Linked DNA regions of Homo sapiens: regions 1 and 3 are each linked to region 2. The links are chromatin contacts, found by Hi-C or POLR2A ChIA-PET in ENCODE. All regions are on one chromosome and are shown on one strand. Each heading gives the region's core, a stretch centred on a gene start or an enhancer-like site at or near the end of the contact. The rest is flanking DNA. Distances are from core to core; before and after follow the strand shown.

The links. A loop is a pair of places that touch in the nucleus more often than their neighbours do. ChIA-PET counts read pairs that join two places held with the same protein, here RNA polymerase II (POLR2A). Pooled maps may share reads with other maps.
Region 1: a map of endothelial cell of umbilical vein shows a loop between it and region 2 (5-fold over the local background). The contact joins the enhancer-like site here to the promoter of LHFPL3-AS2 in region 2. A Hi-C loop is called at or near these places in 11 of 168 maps with a recorded cell type or tissue (A673, Caco-2, GM12878 and 8 more), 33 of 37 single-sample maps with no recorded cell type and 20 of 50 pooled maps. POLR2A ChIA-PET finds 5 or more read pairs at or near these places in 3 of 52 experiments (B cell, CD8-positive, alpha-beta memory T cell and activated T-cell).
Region 3: a map of OCI-LY7 shows a loop between it and region 2 (3-fold over the local background). The contact joins the enhancer-like site here to the promoter of LHFPL3-AS2 in region 2. A Hi-C loop is called at or near these places in 6 of 168 maps with a recorded cell type or tissue (A673, GM12878, IMR-90 and 3 more), 25 of 37 single-sample maps with no recorded cell type and 12 of 50 pooled maps. POLR2A ChIA-PET finds 5 or more read pairs at or near these places in 3 of 52 experiments (OCI-LY7, WTC11 and activated T-cell).

What each region holds. Positions count from the first base shown.
Region 1 is chr7:105,096,415-105,099,114 of GRCh38, forward strand. The region is part of intron 15 of KMT2E (lysine methyltransferase 2E (inactive)); the gene reads left to right. Among named protein-coding and RNA genes, the nearest start is that of KMT2E, 84 kb to the left of the region's middle. Within about 2 kb of position 1,402, at least 2 of the 41 ENCODE cell types and tissues checked have a DNase peak (open chromatin) inside an H3K27ac peak, as active enhancers do; they include PC-3 and endothelial cell of umbilical vein, where a contact is called at or near this core.
Region 2 is chr7:104,925,331-104,928,030 of GRCh38, forward strand. It overlaps LHFPL3-AS2 (LHFPL3 antisense RNA 2), which reads right to left and starts at 1,315. Exons shown (of 4, transcript NR_027374.1): 1 at 1,123-1,315.
Region 3 is chr7:105,117,760-105,120,459 of GRCh38, forward strand. SRPK2 (SRSF protein kinase 2) reads right to left here. Exons shown (of 16, transcript NM_182692.3): 16 at 1-263. The coding sequence ends at 79. Among named protein-coding and RNA genes, the nearest start is that of KMT2E, 100 kb to the left of the region's middle. RefSeq lists a silencer at 1,342-1,391. Within about 2 kb of position 1,317, at least 2 of the 41 ENCODE cell types and tissues checked have a DNase peak (open chromatin) inside an H3K27ac peak, as active enhancers do; they include OCI-LY7, where a contact is called at or near this core.

The sequences.
Region 1 (2,700 bases), core at 152-2,651, 170 kb after region 2:
GCTTAAAATTGAGTCCACAGAAGATGATTCAGTGTGGTCTTCATATTTAAAAGGACGGACATTTGAGAAACGGTGAAAGGGTATGACAAGGAAGTCACGTAGGCAAGAGATTCCTGGACTTGTCAAGCAGGTATTATAGTCTAGTCTGGAATTTTTATACCACCACAACATAAACTTCATGAGGGAAAAAACTTTCAGTTTTATTCATTGTTGTAGCCCTAGCTCCTAGGGGAATAAAAAATGGTGGGCAAAAAAGTAGACCATCAATAAATGAGCTAACTGAATGTTTATAACAACCACTTGAGGAAAGATAGACAGACAGATACAGGCCCATGAATGTGAACTGAATGAAGCTTCCCTGTAGTTCAGGTAATGGATGATCTGGAGGCCTTGCCCTGAATTGTGCAGGATTCCCCACAATTTTCTCGGCTTTCATCCTTCACATCAAGTATTCCACGCAAGTATAATTTGAGATGCTTTGTGAAAAAGAGCCGTGACCAGTTTACTGTGATGAGCACTATACTATATTCTTCCTTTTCAGATTACCAGTGTACATGTGTTTAAAAACTTGACACAATTGTCAGATTTTCCTAAACTTGTATACCCTTGCAGTTTCTTGTGGATAACACCTTTGACCCCCACAGAGTGTTATTCAGTGGAACAGACTCTGTGGGAAAACACTGCAGAATCCATGCTGTTACTAAATGTCTCTAGGAAAACTTGACTGACTTCATTTAGAAAATCACTTTAGAATATGCAATGCTTTAATAATAAAATAGGATAAGTTTGTTGCCAGAAAAGTCATCTGGTGACAGGATTTGAGATGTTATCCAACTCCCTGTTCTGTCCTCCGTTGATGCTGATTTTTTTTGTAAGGTCCTGTTTTCTCTAATTGTAGAGACTGGGAATTTTATTTCTAAAGATAAGTAATTAATGACATTGTGGTGTTAGTGAAAGGGAACCTGTTTATTATTTTTTTCATTTTTTTTGAGACGGAGTCACACTCCGTTGCCAGGCCTGGAGTGCAGTGGCACAATCTTGGCTCACCGCAACCTCTGCCTCCCGGGTTCAAGTGATTCTCCTGCCTCAGCCTCCCAAGTAGCTGGGATTACAGGTGCCCACCACCACGCCTGGCTAATTTTTTGTATCTTTAGTAGAGATGGGGTTTCACCATGTTGGCCAGGCTGGTCTTGAACTCCTGACCTTGTGATGATCCACCCACCTCTGCCTCCCAAAGTGCTGGGATTACACGCGTGAGCCACTGTGCCCAGCCACCTATTTTTATTAGGTACTCAGTTCAAACAAAATGAGGTTAATCAGCTTTAACTGCCTTCTAATAAATTCAAGATTTCCAAAATTGTTGAAATGCTTCCAGTTAGTTACATGTCTTTAAGTAACGTGATACGTGCTTGACATAATGTACACATGGTTCTTACTCATTTAAAAACAATGTGAGTGCTTGCCATTTGAGATATCGGATGAGCAAAGAAGGAAAGGTCACTGCTCTGGAAAAGCTTTCGTAGAGAATGGGGTAGAGGAAATAACAAACGAGTATCAAAATAATAAAGAGTGCCATGAGTATAAATTCCATCATCACATGATAGAGGAAATGGAGACACCACACAAGCCATACGTGTTATTTTGGAATGATTTTTATTAGTAACAAATAATCTTACCCATCTTTTTAGATTTATAAGTTTATCTTTGTTATATAAAAGGGTAACAAGTTTTTTTGAGCAAGGAATCATTTAATTTCTCTATTTCAAGACCAAAGAAGAATAGGGTGATTTTGTAGGTGGGCTCTGGCTTTCCTTTTCCTATTTTTTTTTTTTTTTTTAGATAAAGACAGGGCCTCGCTCTGTTGCCCAAACTGGAGTGCAGTGGTATGACCAATAGCTTACTGCAGCCTCCAACTCCTGGACTCAAGCAATCCTCCTGCCTCAGTGTCTGGAGTAGCCAGAACTACAGGTGCATGCTACCATGTTCCACTAATTTTTTTGTTTGTTTCCTGAGACAGAGTCTTGCTTTGTCACCTGGCTGGAGTGCAGTGGCGCAATCTCAGCTTACTGCAACCTCCACCTCCCTGGTTTAAGTGATTCTCCTGCCTCAACCTCCTGAGTAGCTGGGACTACAGGCGCGTGCCACACCTGGCTAATTTTTGTTTTTTTAGTAAAGACAGGGTTTCACCATGTTGGCCAGGATGGTCTTGATCTCTTGACCTCATGATCCACCCTCCTCGGCCTCCCAAAGTGCTGGGATTACAGGCATAATAAACCACTGCGCCCAGCCTAAATTTTTTTGTGGAGATGGGAGTCTTGCTTTGTGATGGGGATATTATTAAGCAGACTGCTTATAGGAAATTACAATGCTTGGTATTTACTCTTGGAAAACCATAAACTAAGACATATGTCATAAAAACAATGTATAGATTTCATGGGAAATCTATCGAGTTTAGATTATATAGCACAGGTGTTAGGGGCTATGGAAAGTCTGCAGGGGTTAATTAGGAATCCTAATTTCTCTATCTCCAGAGTCAGCTCTAACTACCTCAAAGAATAAAACTTATTTTTCAGTTAGAGCTATAAAATGGGAGGCAAATTTTGTCTTTAAATAGGTACCATATACATGGCTGTGTCAAAGAATGTACTGTATGTAATGGTGACTAGAAAAGCTGAATGATGTATGACCTTTAAGAAATTA
Region 2 (2,700 bases), core at 65-2,564:
CACTTACCTATCTGTGCCTCAATTTCCCCATCTGTAAAATTGGGCTAATAAGGTATGAGGTATGCCTCACAGAGTTGCTGTAAGGACCAAATGAAGTTTTATATATAGAAGTATGCACACACACACAGAGTGCCTGATATAGGAAAAGTACTCCATTTCTTTTTCTTTTTTTTTTTCTGAGATGGAGTCTTGCCCTGTCACCTAGAGCTGGAGTGCAATGGCTTGATCTCGGCTCACTGCAACCTCTGACTCCCGGGTTCAAGCAATTATCCAGCCTCAGCCTCCCGAGTAGCTGGGATTACAGGCCATCATGCCCAGCTAATTTTTGTATTTTTAGTAGAGACAGGGTTTCACCATGTTGGCCAGGCTGGTCTGAAACTCCTGACCTCGTGATCCCCTCACCTCGGCCTCCCAAAGTGCTGGGATTACAGGCGTGAGCCACCGTGCCCAGCCCATTTCTAATATACATAATACGTGTGGGTATTTGTTTACGTGGGGGTTATAGGCTATTGAGAAGAGAGGGATAAACTGGGTTGGAGTGTGGAATGTGCTGGGAGATACTGAGAAAGTACTTCTTGAATCAGCCTGAAGACCAAGCTGGCTTTAGATGGTCTGGGAGGAGAGAGGAATCCCAGAGAGATGGGAGAACCCAGCCTACTCTGATGTAGGGGACATAGCCTTAACATCTTCCTGCCACAAAGGCGCTGCCACCAATAACAATTCCACCTTGTTAAATAAGAAATAGGCCAGGTGCAGTGGCTCACGCCTGTAATCCCAGCACTTTTGGAGGCAGAGGTGGCCAGATCAGGAGTTCGAGAAGGCAGGAGTTCGAGACCAGCTGGGCCAAATAATCAAGGGTGCCTGTCTCTACAAAAAAAAATAGAAAAATTAGCTGGGCGTGGTAACCCACGCCTGTAATCCCAGCTACTCTGGACGCTGAGGCAGGAGAATCACTTGAACCCAGGAGGCGGAGGTTGTAGTGAGCCGAGATTGCACCACTGTACTCCAGCCTGGGCAACAGAGCTAAACTCTGTCTCAAGATAGATAGATAGATAGATAGATAGATAGATAGATAGATAGATAGATAGATAGATAATAGAACAAATAATAAGAATGGCTTACCTAATGTAGGGCTGAAGACTGTGTTTATTAGCTCATTTCATCCTCAAAACATGCCATGAGGTAGTAGTCCACTTTCATCCCCATTCTGCAGAGGAAGAAACTGAAGCTCAGAGAGCTTAAATAACTTGCCCAAGATCATGTAGCTAGTGAGCAGCAAAACGGGGCCTCAAACCTCAGCAGTTTTGCTCCAGACCCAGGGCTCTTAACTGCTGTAATAAATTTCCACTGGTTAATCAGTGATACATTTTTCACTCTACTTAACATTTTCCCACCACCTAGCCAAATCCCCAGCCAATTGAACGGAAATCTCTTAGGAAAGGTAAACTTATTTTAAATTAGCTAAAGTTAATACTAAACCAATAGAACTTTATCTGGATTAGTCACAGAGTAATGATTTTTAACCTTAGGGGTCAGGGTCTCCCTTCAAAAATCTGACAGTAAATAGGGCCTCTCTCCCTAGGAAGATATACATCGCCACTCCTAAAAACGTGTGCACAGAATTTCAGGGATTCCCTGATGCCCAGGGAGGAACCCTAAGTTATCACCTCTCGACCTCACACTTCCCAAAGCCAGATAAAGCTCCTCCATGTGTAAATAGTCTGGGGGTCACACTGGGGACCCAGACTCCCCCTCCCCAGCCCCCGCCCCATTAGCACAAATAATCAAGTGTGCTGGGGTGGGAAACTGTTCTGCCCACACACATACTCAAATTACAGACTTTCCCTTCAGCTGTGTGTGTTTTATTGAATGAGCACTTGAGTTCTTGGTGAGCCTGTCGTCTGGGGATGCCAAAGCTTTCCTACTGCTAAGGTAGAGCAGGAGCGGGCTGTGGGCGGGCCCTGCTGGAGAAAGCCTTCGCGACCAGCTGGTATTGCTGCTGAGAAGCCACTTCCAGCCTAACAGCCCAGAAAAAGCTAGAATTAACCTAACCCAGGTCCCATCCTGAAACAGCTCTGTCCCATGTGTTGGTGGAAGCCGAAAGCATAGTAAATAGTCTTTGAGTCTCTAGGGGTGGCAACTTGTGGGAAGGCAAATAATTGGCAGATAAAGGCTGGTTAGGAGAGCTCCTTGGTGTAGATTTCCTCCAGTATCACCTCCAGGCCCAAACGGTCCAATGCTGTCTTTAGTAGTTAACCTTTGTTCTCCCTGGTAGAAGAGGAGGCCAGGATATCTTTTGTCTCTGGAAATCTATGTCCTGCTTTTAGGCAAATAGAGGGAGGGCAGAGAGCTTTCTCCATCTCCTTCTTAATTGTCTTCAGCTCGACAATCCTTCATATTTACGGGAAGCATATTCTGGTCTCCTACATGTGCATGTGTAAATAAATGACACTTGGCAAATATTAGCCAGTCCTGAATTTAGGTGAGGGTGGGTGCATGGATAGGTATGTATTCTACCACATGTTTAAATATCTTCATAAGAAGTTAGAAAAAGAAGACATTGAGGGAAAGCTCAGAGGAACATGTACCCACATGTGCCAGAAAGGAAGCCGGCAAGCTACCCTGGCCACACCAGGGTGAACAGAATAAACTTGTTATGGGCTAAACTGTGTCTTCCCATAAATTCATATGTTGAAGTCC
Region 3 (2,700 bases), core at 67-2,566, 190 kb after region 2:
TAAAGAATGAGAGTCACCGTTTAGGTCCAATGTACTGGGAACATTTGCTAGCTCAGAATGCAATATTGGTAGAATTTGCTAAGAATTCAACCAAGGATGCCGAAGGCATTCGCCAGCTGAGGCTCGTTTTTCTGGAACCATTTCTAACATCGGGATCAGGAAATCTGTAAACTGTGCAGCATCTTCATGGGGCCAGCCATACTTTTCCACAAGTACATCAAAGAGGCTCCAGGGCTTCAGCTTGGTGATGTGTCGCAGTTCTCCTACAGGGGAAAAAACAGGCCAATGTCAAGAAAGCTCCAAATCTGCATTCCCCATTGTTGGTCCAGTCAGGTTCTTTTCAGTGAAGCGGACAACCACCTGCTCAACACTTGTACAGCAACAACAAAGAACACCAGCTTTTCCCCACTAAGCAATAATCATTACATGTACATATGACCAAGGCATATTTCAAGTAAGCCTGGTGGATCTAAATAGAGGTTAATTAATAGTTCATTCACATTAGTTCTAAGCTTCTTTAAGTAAGTGGAGTGGGCTCAGTTTGCCCAGAGTGTTTTCTTTTCCAAAGGTTGAAGCAAGCCACTCTCATTTCAACCTGGGATCTTCCGTAAAATTTGCAAACTTGAGGCCAACCCAAATCAAACACCATTCATGTCTACGCATTTGTTGTAAGATCTAAGATCCTAGGACATTAATTTGTAAACCTTGAAGTTATACTTCACAAACTGTGCTAGCTGCAGTATGAAAAGTGTCGGTTACAGGCAGCTTTGGTTGACATAACAGAATGACTAACAAGCTAGTAAATGGCCTACGAGCTGTAATGGTCATTTCATAAGAGAAAAAAAAGGTTATTTTTAAGTCAAAACTGCAATAAAGGGCTGAGGGCAGTGGCTCACTCCTGCAATCCTAGCCGTTTGGGAGGCTGAGGCAGGAGGATCCCTTGAGCCCATGAGTTTCAGACCAGCCTGGGTAACATAGACCAGACCCTGTCTCTACTTAAAAAGAAAAAAAGTAGCTGGGCACGGTGGTACATCCCAGCTACTCAGGAGGCTGAGGCAGGAGCATTGCTTGAGTCCAGGAGGTCAAGGCTGCAGTGAGTCAAGGTCATGCCACTGCACTCCATCCTGGGACAGAGCAAGCGAAACCCTGTCTCCCCATAACCTTTTCAAAAAGGCAATAAACTGTCAAAAGCTCCAGATAATTTCACTGTGAATAACTCGTTTTCTCTGCCTGTTTGAAGTTTTCATAGGACATCCCACCCCTGCCCACAGACCTCCTTAGGTGCCCCTCAGTGCATCCTGAGCAGCTTCTGCAGAGGAAACACCCCCCTGTGCCCACACCTCAGAGCAGCCAGGTCTCGGTGGGGGGAGAGAGGCATTCAAGCACCTGCAGGGCACACTTCATGCAAGGACTGACTTCTCTCCCCTTTCAACTGCTTTAATTTAAACAAGGTACATTTTTTTCATGAGATGCATCAATAGATAATCAGTGCTCTGCTCACAAAGGTGTTCTCAGGAGGCTTGTTCTGTTTCACCCATTTATTCGAGTCAACTTGGAAAAGCCCTCCCGTTTAAAAACACAATGAAAAGGAAAGAGCATTACAGAAAAGTATAAGAACAAAAGGGGAAGTAGCCTACAATCCTACCCACAACTGCTCTTCTTTTGTGTCTATTGTGAAGAGTGTTCTTACACACTAGTATGTCTACAAAGTTGCAATCATGCTGTGCACAGGGTTCCGTATAAAGAATCTTTTAAGAGGGCTGCTTGCTAAAGGGGCTGAGATGTAAAATAAGCTTCTGTTTCCAATATGAGGACTGGAGCTAGAGTAAAGCATCGCATCCAGACTAGACATCAGGTCTGTGTTGATGAAGAAATGAACCTGTAATATTAGAGGCGGGAAAGGATCTCCTGTTGAAGGAAACACAGTCTCCATAAAAACAAAGTCTGAACAGAGACTGCAGGTTTATCCCTCTAAGCCTGAAATTCCGGCTCTAGGAATCCAGCCCAAGGAGATAAACCCTGGTTGCACCACCCCAAATTCATGCCTAATATATGCTGGCACAAAATTATATGTACTCGCAAAATTACGAAGAGCCAGTAATAGTAAAATGGTGGTTAAAAGAAAACCAAGGTAGATTCACTTAATAGTATTTAATATTACTTAACAACATGGGAGAAGATCATGGTACAACATTAGGCAGTAAAAGAACAGTCAAACTATGTCCTACAGATAATCACAAGATTATTAAAATGCTCATTAAGATGGAAATCAACTGAATCAAAACATCAGCTTTTGTTAGTAGGTTATTTCAATTTCCACATTTTCTGTAATATGACTATATTGATTTAGACTGTTGATCTCACCACAGCAACAGTTAAAGCAAACTAAGAAAGCTCACATGTGACTAAACCAAGTTCTCTGGGAAAGGGAGCGAACTTTTATGACATGAATCTATTCTATCTCAGAAAAAATACTCTCCAGGTTTGCAAATATAGGTAACTACAGAGAAGCACTGTGTGCTGAGAATAGTAAAGGAACCTATTTCTGAGGCGCCAGGTGTTAAACTAAGATCCATCAACAAGGCATCTTTTAAGTACAATCTTCCATGAAAAGAGAAGTTTTACCACTATAAATGCTTAACAGCTGCATAGTAACAGTGAGCAAAACAATATAATAGTGAAAGGCCATGAGAAACTATT